2 separate regions of the Mus musculus genome follow, and region 1 is linked to region 2. A link is a loop called in an ENCODE intact Hi-C map of the cell type or tissue named here. Cell type or tissue: left cerebral cortex. All regions are shown on one strand. Links, peaks and the distances in the headings refer to the core of each region. The heading gives the core; the rest is flanking DNA. Region 1 overlaps Ptprd (protein tyrosine phosphatase, receptor type, D). Region 2 overlaps Ptprd (protein tyrosine phosphatase, receptor type, D).

Region 1 (5,390 bases), core at 62-5,061, 320 kb after region 2:
AGGGTCCTGTCAGCAAAATCTTTCTGGCATATGCAATATTGTCTGCGTTTGATGGCTGATAATGGGATGGATCCCCAGGTACAGTTTTCTCTGGATAGTCCTTCCTTCTGTCTCAGCTTCAAAATTTGTCTCTGTAACTCCCTCCATGGGTTTTTTTGTTCCCCATTCGAAGGAAGAAAGAAGTATCAACACTTTGGTCTTCTTGATTTTCATGTGTTTTGCAAATTGTATCTTGGGTATTTTAAGTTTCTGGGCTAATATCCACTTATCAGTGAGTGCATACCATGTGAGTTCTTTTGTGATTGGGTTACCGCACTCAGGATGATACCCTCCAGATCCATCCATTTGCCCAGGAATTTCATAAATTCATTGTTTTTAATAGCTGTGTAGTACTCCATTGTGTAAATGTACCACATTTTCTGTATCCATTCCTCTGTTGAGGGACATCTGGGTTCTTTCCAGCTTCTGGCTATTATAAATAATGCTGCTATGAACATAGTGGAGCATGTGTTCTTACTACCAGTTGGAACATTATCTCCTCAATTTTATCCATATTTATCCTCTAATCTGACTAGTCTGTGTTGTTTAGACTTTTTGTGGCAACCTTTTTTCTCTTTGACAAGAAAATGTGTGTCAACATTGAAGGGCCAATACTTATCCCCAGTGTGAAAAGAAATCATACAAAACAAAGGTCAGATGCACCGAAGAGAATGCGCACCTGTACACACACAGGAAAACAGTTGTATCTCTTCTAACCAAGCTTTGAAGTGTACTGGACACACATGCTCATCGAGTCTAATGAAGCTAAACAAGAACCTGTCCACACCAAACCATAGAGTCTTCTTCAACTTTTGCGTGTCCATGAGGCTGCGATTCTGTTTTGTAGGGCATGGTTTGTTTTTGCTCAAAGCAAACAGAGCCTTTGCTGCACACTACAGGGCAATAGGGGCTTGAATCATCTCCCCAGGCTGCCTGTCATTAATGACTTTCTCTCTAGGATTGTGTATTATTTATTCTGCTATTATCTGAAGATACCAACTTTGGAGTTTTTCATTCTATAAATTCATTCTAGTTTACTATATGTAATTTTGATCAACTATTAAATTTACAATAGGAAAGTAATGTGATTATGTATATCATTTTGTTAGATATTAGGACTATGTAGAAATCACATAAATGATTTGTCTATCCAATTAGGATCTATCTCCTGTTATTTTCCTATAACTGTATAATGAATAAATTTTTTCAAATGCTCTATGTGTTTCAGTTTGGCCTAGAATGTTTGTAATCATTGCGTTATGTGATGAATGAATTTTAGAAGGACCCATGGCTCTGGCCAAATATGTAGCAGAGGATGGCCTTGTGGGACATCAATAAGACGAGAGGCCCTTGATCCTGGGAAGGCTTGATGCCCCTATGTACGGGAATGCCAGGACAAAGAGCAGGAGTTGGTTGGCAGTTGTGGGAGCAATCTCACAGGAGGAGGGAGAGGGATGATGAGATAGGGGGTTTCCTGAGGGGAAACCTGGAAATGGGATAACATTTGAAATGTAAATAAATAAAATATCCAATTAAAAAAAGAAATTTAGAAGAACATCAAGTAAACCAATAATTTTTCCTACATGTGAACAACCCTTGCTTAGAAGAGACACCTCCTTCATTCTCAATAGATCACTTAATTCCAAGGAAAATTAGGGTTTATTGAACACCATGAATTTGAAAAGGAAAAGGAGAAGGAGAACTGCTCCTAAATGTGCCAGATATTTTTCTTTTAATTTTTTTTGTTTTTTGTTTTGTTTTGTTTTGTTTTGTCTTTTTTCTTTTAAACAATAAACTGTGTTACAAAATGCTCTACAGAATTGCTACTATAAAATCTTACTACAGATTTTGGGGGGATTGTTTTTCTTTTTCTTTTTTCTTTCCGTGTACATTTATTAACACTATAATTTCCCAGAGACATGTAGATTCTAATTTGAGATTTAAAGTCTTTACTTTTCTGTTATGAAAATACCTGTAGTTAATTGTGATAGCTTTGGATCGAGGTCACAAATAAACCGAGTAGACTAGATTTCTTGCAAAGTGTACATGTTCTTCTATGTGAGATTCATAAGATCATAGAATCATGCATATGTTTCTTCTATGTGAGATGCATAAGATCATAGAATCATAGGCTTTGTGCTTTTTTTTTTAAAGCCCAAATGGACTTTAAAGATGATAAATGTGAGGAGTTTGTTTTGAACCTGTGCAATTACAATAATGACCTTTAATTCTTTCCTAATGGCCTAGATGGAATTAATTGGTTATTTCAATACCAGGGCTCATCTTCTCTGGAATTTTAAAAGATTCTCTAATGGGTTTCATCAAGCTTATTTAAAGCGGTCAGAAAGAAGCATGTTAAGAGGCCTACCGTCTGCCATCCTCTATTCCTTTCATCTTTCCTCCACATTATTTGGAGAAAAGAGCCCAATTTCATATCTTTGCAATTCTGCTCTGGTCAAGCTGTCATTTAGATCTTACTGACAGTCTCTTAACTGTGTTTCCTTTAAGGAGAAAACTGTATGCTTGCGAATCCGATATATTTCCAATGAAGAAACTGATTTTCATTTACTGGAAGTTAGAAGTCTCTGTTTTCTACATTACTGCCATGCTGCCACCTCCTGGCTATCTCAAAAGGTTTCTTTCTTTTTCTATTTCTTTTTTCCTTTTTGTTTTACTTTTTGTTTTTGTTTTTGGTTTTCCTTCTCCTTCTTTTTCTCCTTCTCCTTCTCTTCGTCCTCGTCCTCCTCTTCCTCCTCCTCCTCCTCCTTCTTCTTCTTCTTTATTACAAACTTTAAAATATACATTGTGATGCATTTTGAAGTATTTTAATATATATCTCCTAATAGATAACTGTTTGTAATTAGTTGCACCAAATCTAGCCCTCAGCAGATTTGAATCCCAAAGCAGATGACTATATATCTACATAATGGAAATGGGTCAAGATACAGAAAAATGCTTTGTATCCCATGGTTAGTTAAACTGGAGCACAGTGGAAGATTTCCTAGCATTTTTCTATCATACTGCTTTATACATAATTTTTCTCATACCTTTTCAGTGAAGCAGCAAGATGGTAACTATATTCTCAAGAGATGGGAAGCTCCCGAAACCACATCTCTACTAACACTAGTATGTTATTGAATTCTGCTACAAACCACACTGAGCTACTTACCATTTTACCAGCTTATGTACTTTTTAAAATTCTACAAGCATTTCTAGAGGTAGCATAGATAGATCCAAATTTCACAAAGCAAGTGTATCCAGAAGGAGGTTATCATTTCAAAGTGTCATTAAGTCTTCCCTGTTTTTCATGCCACTGTAATCTAATGATGTTCTGCTTGAAAACATCCCTTTACTTCACTGATATTCTCCTCCCAGCATGCTAGAGACAAAGCAGAACAATCCCTACATTAAATAAATTGATATCTTTCAATACAAACTGATTGTAAAATGTGAGATATATACATTGGTTTAAGTTCAAATGCAGAAATACATTCAATGGCATCAAGCCCTATGCAATTGTCCTTCAATGATTATACAGTGTTATAAATCATAATAGCTCATTGAGAATCAGAATGCAAATGGACTCAGTAAATGTTTAGCAACAGAGGATTTTCTTAACTATTTATTAAGTGCAATCTAAAATGGAAAGCAGTTGAGACAGGTGCTAATTTCATTCCTATTATTAGTAATTAGTGGTGAAATTTAATGGTGTTTGTAAGTAGGTCTGAAGCATTTGCCATATTAACATGGCTTAGATATAAGGGGCCATTAAAATGTAGTTTTTGAGCTTAATAGACTTGGACAAACAGGTATTTTGAATAATCAACACCTCCGAAAGCATATGCCAAGTTTAAATGGCAAAATTGGCCCACTTACTGTGGGTACATGGATGACCTCTTAAGAGCTGGAAGAGTGTAGGTTTGTGTGCATCGTGCAACAGTCTCCAGAAGGAGACTAGATGTTTACTAAACTGGAATCAACTGAAATTCCTGTTATCATTTTGCCAATAGATTCAGTGTATCCCTCAAAAGTGTACAAGTATAAAGTATAGAAAAAGAGATCTATAATGTTGCATTTTTGAGGTATCAGAAACTTTAAGGAGTGGGGCCTAATGAAGAGGAATACATGACTAAGGGACTACCCTTTTTACCCTCTTATCACACAGTCCATTCTCTCTTCTCCGTCATGTTCCTATGATTCAGATAGGGAACTCTCATTGAGATACCAACACCAGGATGCTTAAATTATCTAATCATCAAAACAAACATCTGTATTTCCTCATTTTATAGGTAATACAACTAAGAGGTTTGGAAGCCAAATATGGTGACCGGATTCAAATAAGTGTATTGTTGTATTCAAATACAACATTCGAGCTTGTCTCCACCATTCATTCTCACTTACTTAGGTAAACTTCATTAGAATTGGATAGTAGTCCACAAAGGTCATTTTATCCTCAGTGCTAATGAAAACAAATTAGAGAGAAAGCAGCCTTAAAAGTAATGATAACAGTTTAGATGTTGCAACACTGTCAACTATAGGCATTTTTGGTCTGAATAAAAAGGAAGTGGAGGCAGCCGTTAGCCTCAATGGCTCCACTGACACTACAAAGATGTTGGGAGAAACACTGAGCAGATCTAAAACTTATACGTGTCTATAGAACAAGCTCATATTTACAGAAAAATGGTAAAGTGTCTAAACTATGTTACTATCTTTCTAAGTCTTTCACAGATTGTGGAGAGTCCAAATGTTCTTGGAGATATAATTGTGCTGATGTTTCAGTCCCATATTTAGTTTGAAACAATATTATCTACTTATGTGATTTATACAATATCCCAGTATAGGACATGTCATTGTCATTATAGAAAAAGTAGCAGGAATTTCCCCTTCTCACCCATGTGCTAACACACCCAGTTGTAAGGAGGCAAGTTATAGAGCTGCAAATTTGATCACACTGTGCAAGCCATCACCATTTACCACAAGGGATGAATACCAAGTTTTGGTCTACAGGAATATCCAACCCACAGCTTGCAGGATGCAGGCCAACAGATCTATGAATGCAGCCTGACAAAATGCTGTAAACTTAAAACAGTATGGGTAAGTTTATTGTGATTTTTTGTTGTTGTTGTTGTTGTTGCTTTAGTGGCAATTCAACTACATGGTTCTTGAGCATAAAGTTTGTGACATAAAATGTCATGCATAAATGTACATGTTTGTTCTCACTACTGCAGATGCACACAGATTCAGTTTTACAGTGATATGTTGCCTCCCATATGTTATCTTCCAAGTATAGAAACTTGAATTGGCATCATTAGCTGTTACATGTAACTTGGCAGGTCAATGGCAGTGTTAAC
Region 2 (5,390 bases), core at 288-5,287:
TGCTTAGAGGCCAGGGACAATTGTTCCTCTTACAGAGGACCCTGGTTCAGTTGCCACCATACACATAGTGGCTCATGACCATCCCTAATGTCTTAGGGCATCCAATACCCTCTTCTGACCTCCAAGGGCAGCAGGCAGGCACATAGTACACATGCATACATGCAGAGAAGCATTCTTACACATAAAAACAAATAATTCAAAAATTTTTGAAATCATATTAATTTATTCTCAGTTTTCTCCCCTCTTTTAAAACAATCCCCTTCATTGACAAAACTTTTCTTTTTAGGAAAATCAGTTTTCTCTTTCCTTTCTGCTCCCAGTGGGCACGCTGCACACCAGTCCTTCCTGTTCTTGGTGCTGCTGGCTGTGACCTCTTTCTGCCTTCCCTCTACTGGAGGCTCAGTGCAGACCCTTACACCCCCAGCATTTCTATCTATACCTTCTTCATCCCCTTTGCCACTTTCCTTCTTGTTCATATTTTTAATTTTAGGCATACCTCTTACAGGTTTCATGAGTATTTCTTCATCTGTCAATGGACTATTTATCATTAGAATCCACATTCATTTAAATAATTTTGGTCTTCAGATCCTAGGCTATATATTTTCCTTCTAGAGGGCTTTCTCTGAGTTAGAGATTTCCTGAAATACACTACCTAGTGAAATGCCTATGAGCCCTTAATTGCCTACTTTGCATTTCTCTGAAATTTTCTGTTGCATCTTTGTAATGTGTGTGAGTAGTGGGGTATGTTGCATTTATGTGAGTGTGGGCATGTGCTCCTAGCACATATGCAGAAGCCAGAAGATGACTTTCAGAATTGGGTTGGTTCCCACAGTTTCAAATTATGGTGCTCAGTGCTAGGTCACCAAGCTCATATTCCAGTCTCCTTTACTTGTTGAACCGTCACACTGACACTCAGCTTTGTAAAGTCAATATATTACCTGCTTTTCCTTTACAGATGTATCTAACATACATATTACAGAAACTTGCACATGTCAATTATTCAAAATGTCAAGAGAAATTCACCTTTCCTTGTGCTAGTACTGTAATACATATAACAGATTAACAACTGAATGGAGGAAAATGTAGATCCATTTTCAACGAACAAACATTTTACTTTCTTATGTGTGCTATTAGGTCTTAGGAAAAGTTTCTATGTTTATGAAACCAAGTTTGAGATTTTAGTTGGAAATTCATTACTTCTATGAACTACATGTGAAACAACTAACATCTGTAAGACTGTGGTTCCTTTTTACACTAACGATTGTGCCTTTCCAGTTATCTGTGACTCTAGTGAAAAAATTAGTATGACATCTTCTCTTAACAAACTATATATTTTCTTGTCGATTTTTTACGGGCACAGTTGCTATCAAGAGGGTTTCTTTTTATTATACTTGATAGTGTGATGCTTTGATTGTGCACATATTAGGTGGCTCTCTGTTTATACTATAGGCTTTCCAAGGCTCAGAAACCATTAAGGATGAGGGGTAAAAAGACTGTACAACCCAGAAGTGGTGCATGACTGTAAGGAAACTGTATCATCTAGACACTGCAAGACAACTGCACATATGAACTCACAGAATTAATGACAACCTGCGTAAGATCTGTGCAAACCCTAGCCAGGGCACATCCTGGCACAGAGAGGAAAGGTGGACACAAAGCCCTATCTTCTAGCTAAGGAGTTTTATTGAAAATTGATAGCTGCTCAGAGAATAGGGAGTTTTTTGTAAGAGTGTTGGCTCTGGTAAGTCTACTGCTCTAGATGAAAGCCTCACATTAAGAATATAAGGGCAGTAGAAATTAGACTTGATGCATGAAAAACTAAAACAAGACAAAGGAAAAAAAACACAACAAAAAGAGAACAAAACTGGCAGCTAAGGGTGGGTTGGCACATGTGGAAGGAGTTGGGGATGGTTGTGAATATGTTAAAAACTTAGCTCATGAAATTCAAAAACAAACAGACAGTTATCATGAAATAACCTCAAAATGAAGTGGGATTTGAAATTTTGTAGGTAATAGCTCAAGTGAAGGTGAGGTATAGTTTAAATTATAGTAATTTTTAAAAAGATACAATAATATCAAAGAATGGATGCAGAAAATGTGATATATTGACACAAGAGTATATTACTCAGCTGCTAGGAAAAAATGGCATCATGAAATCTGCAGGCAAATAAATGAACTAGAAAAAAAATCTTCCTGAGCAAGGCAACCCATATTCAGAAGACCAACTAGAAATGTCCTCACTTATAAGAGGAAATTAGCTGTTGATTAAAGGGAAATCACACAATAATCCACAGACCCAGACAAGAAAATTAAGAAGGAGAGCTCTAGGGGGCACCTAGATCTCTCTAGGAAGGAAAAATTGAAGAGACTTTGTAGGTGGACTGCAAACAAGTATGGATGAAAACAGGAGGGACCAGGACAAGGTTGGGAAGGCAGGGATGAAAAGAAAGGAGAGAGGGAGAGAGGGGGAGGGGGAGGGGGAGGGGGAGGGGGGGGAGGGGGAGGGAGAGGGAGAGGGAGAGGGAGAGGGAGAGGGAGAGGGAGAGGGAGAAGCCTGGAATAAGGGGTGTTAAGGGGCCATGTGGAAACCTAATGCAGTGGAAACATCCTGGAAATTATGAGAGTAACCCTAGCGAGGACCCCGAGTAATTGAGGATTTGGAATTCGAACTGGTCTTCTTTAACCAGTGAAGGCTCTGGGACATCAATTCAGCCAGGAAACCTCCCACACCTATTCTGTCTGTAAAATGTGCTGGGGCAATGGAGGATCAGAGCTTGTTGGAGTGACCAACCAATGATCAGTCTAACTTGGGGCCCCAGCCACAAGAGGGAGCCCATGCCTAACACTGAATAGCAAGAAACCTAAAGCTAGATGGCTCAGAAACCTAGGGCAGAATCTGATGTGAGTTACAAGACAAGGAGGAGGAGGAGGAGGAGGAGGAGGAGGAGGAGGAGGAGGAGGAGGAGGAGGAGGAGGAGGAGGAGGAGGAGGAGGAGAAAAGTCAATGAAATGATATTTTTATTTCTATATGCATATTTCTGTGCCTCGCCCAGTTGACACCAGAGAGGTTTCCTCTGGCAGCTGATGGAAGCAGTTCAGGAGGCCCACACCCAAACATTAGGCGAAGCTTGGGGTGCCCCATGGGAGAGGAAACATTGAGGGAGCAAGGGTCGGGGACGTGAGGAGAACATGGCCCACAGAATCAACTAAGCATGGCTCATAGAAACTGAAGCAGTAAGCACAAGGCATGCATGGGTCTGTGCTAGGTTCTCTGCATACATCCTGTGGTTACTTAGCTTGGGGATTTTGTGGAGCTCCTAACAGTAAGAGTGTGGGTATCTTTGATTCCTTTGCCTGTTCTTGGGACCCTTTTCATATTCAGTTGCCTCATCTAGCCTGGAAATGAGGGATTGTGCCTAGTCTTACTATCATTTGTTATGCCATATATTTTTTATATCACTGAGAGGTCTGCTCTTTTCTGAAGAGAAAGAGAGAAGCAGTGGATCAGTGGGAGAGGAAAAGGGAGGAGTGGAAACAGAGAGGCTGACATTGGCATGTATTTTAGGAAAGAAGAATAAATAATAAATAAAAAGGAAAATATAATTGGAAAAAGGAAAAGGTAATATAATTGTATTAATATAGAAAAACATCTATTGTTCAAAACATTTGCTATTTTACTACATAGCATATAGGATAAAAACAGATGAAAGAATGTCTATATTGTGTAGCCAAAATGTAACTGTGTTGTTTGTCTTACGATAGACATGAAAATGTTTACTATTATTGAAACATGATGGAACATTTTTATCATGGTTTCTGAAATAACTATTTATATAGTACAAACATGATAATTAAAATAACCCATCTTAGTGACACTATTTCACACTTTGGGCTTAATGTAGCCTTGTTCTTTACAGTGTGTACAGAGATTTTTTTCAGACATCATTTTGTAGGATGTGTAGGGCATAGTCTGTTGATGACAAAACATAATGACTGATACTTTGAGTCCCCTTTATGGTCAAATTAAATGACTTTGGAGGAATCTGGAGTAAGGTTCACTATTTGTCACGTAAATACAATACAGTTAGAATATTTATCTGAAATACATAGTTTTCTGTGAATTGAAATTAGTCTTTGCTGAAATAGTATTTTATGATTAAATACTTTTTGAGCAATTTTAAAGGTCCTTTTCTAGGAGACATTTTACCGTTATATGGTGTTACCAACATGGACCTCGGGGGTAGGTTTTCATAGTTTACAGGTTGGGTTTATTCATATTTGTTACAACCTTTACTCTACAGAGGAAATGGAAACAGGATGGCATTCACAATGCCTACCCTGCTATTTGAAGACTATGTCTCTCAGTATTAAGTCAATTGTGCATTCAACTCTACTATACTCTATGCTATGAAAAGTTGCTTCTTGTTATGTCTCTCAAGCATAAAGGAGTGGACACAGTTCTCTGTGGATTAGTGTATTAATGACACAAGCAACTTTTATTACTCTTCAGAAAAGTTCATCACAGTGCAATGTGATGTTGGTAGCACAGTACTACACACGTGCATACCAAAAATCCCTTGGTCACAATTGGACCCTTTACTTTGGTATTGTATACCAAAGGTACAGGGTCAAAATTTCCCACAATTCTACTTGCTGTGGTGATTATTATCTATAGATGTCCACAAGTCTGATGATGTTAAATGGAAGGCACCAGAAATAAACATTTATGTTTTTAAACTGTGAATTCTTTGGAGTGTGATAAAATGTTGTGTCATCCTTTTTTGCCACACTGGGATGCCAGTGATCCATTTTTCCTGAATTTCTGAGCAGTATACACTACATGTGGGCCAGTCATTTATCAGCTGTCTTACACATACGATTAAATCTTTTCGTACTTTAGAGCTTGGAAGCACACAGCCCTTGTTTGGACTCCAAGTGAAAGGCAGTAGGGCAGGAATTTCAGAGATGCTGAAGACACAAAGTGCTTCCGTTGAATGAAAGCACAAACAATGGAGAAAATTAGAACATTCGTGTAAGTTTTATGACAGTATATTGTGATCATTAATGCATTTTATTACTGTTGTGGTTTACCTTTTATGTCTAATATATGAATTGTGTTTTACCATAGGTATACATGTATGAAAATTCATAATTGGAAAGAGGTTGCAAATACTTTTAGTTTCCACTTTATGCATTTTCTAGGAATGTTCAACGATGTTTCTCTTGCATGGAAGCATAAGCCTGAGCATTAAGATCTGTTGCCTACCACTTGGTTCTCCATTTTGAAGCAATGGGATAGTATTATCTCCACTTCCACAAGATTTAATTAGTTTTGTGAGTCTAGCAGTCCATTCAATTTCCAAAGCTCCATGAATTTACAACATATGATT

What was found. Hi-C counts contacts between places; a loop is a spot of excess contacts. Peaks named below come from ENCODE experiments on the same cell type or tissue, not always from the same donor. Only the 100,000 strongest peaks of a DNase experiment are listed, where the experiment ranks them.
Region 1: it touches region 2 in a loop (2.9-fold over the local background); 5 of 42 quality-filtered maps call a loop at or near these places.

What each region holds. Positions count from the first base shown.
Region 1 is chr4:77,396,705-77,402,094 of GRCm38, forward strand. The region is part of intron 4 of Ptprd (protein tyrosine phosphatase, receptor type, D); the gene reads right to left. Among named protein-coding and RNA genes, the nearest start is that of Gm38646, 89 kb to the left of the region's middle. In left cerebral cortex, for the core only: a CTCF peak has its summit at 2,661 (motif pointing left); a DNase peak (open chromatin) is centred at 2,620.
Region 2 is chr4:77,080,550-77,085,939 of GRCm38, forward strand. All of the region lies in intron 7 of Ptprd (protein tyrosine phosphatase, receptor type, D), which reads right to left. Among named protein-coding and RNA genes, the nearest start is that of Gm38646, 230 kb to the right of the region's middle. In left cerebral cortex, for the core only: a CTCF peak has its summit at 2,825 (motif pointing right); a DNase peak (open chromatin) is centred at 2,821.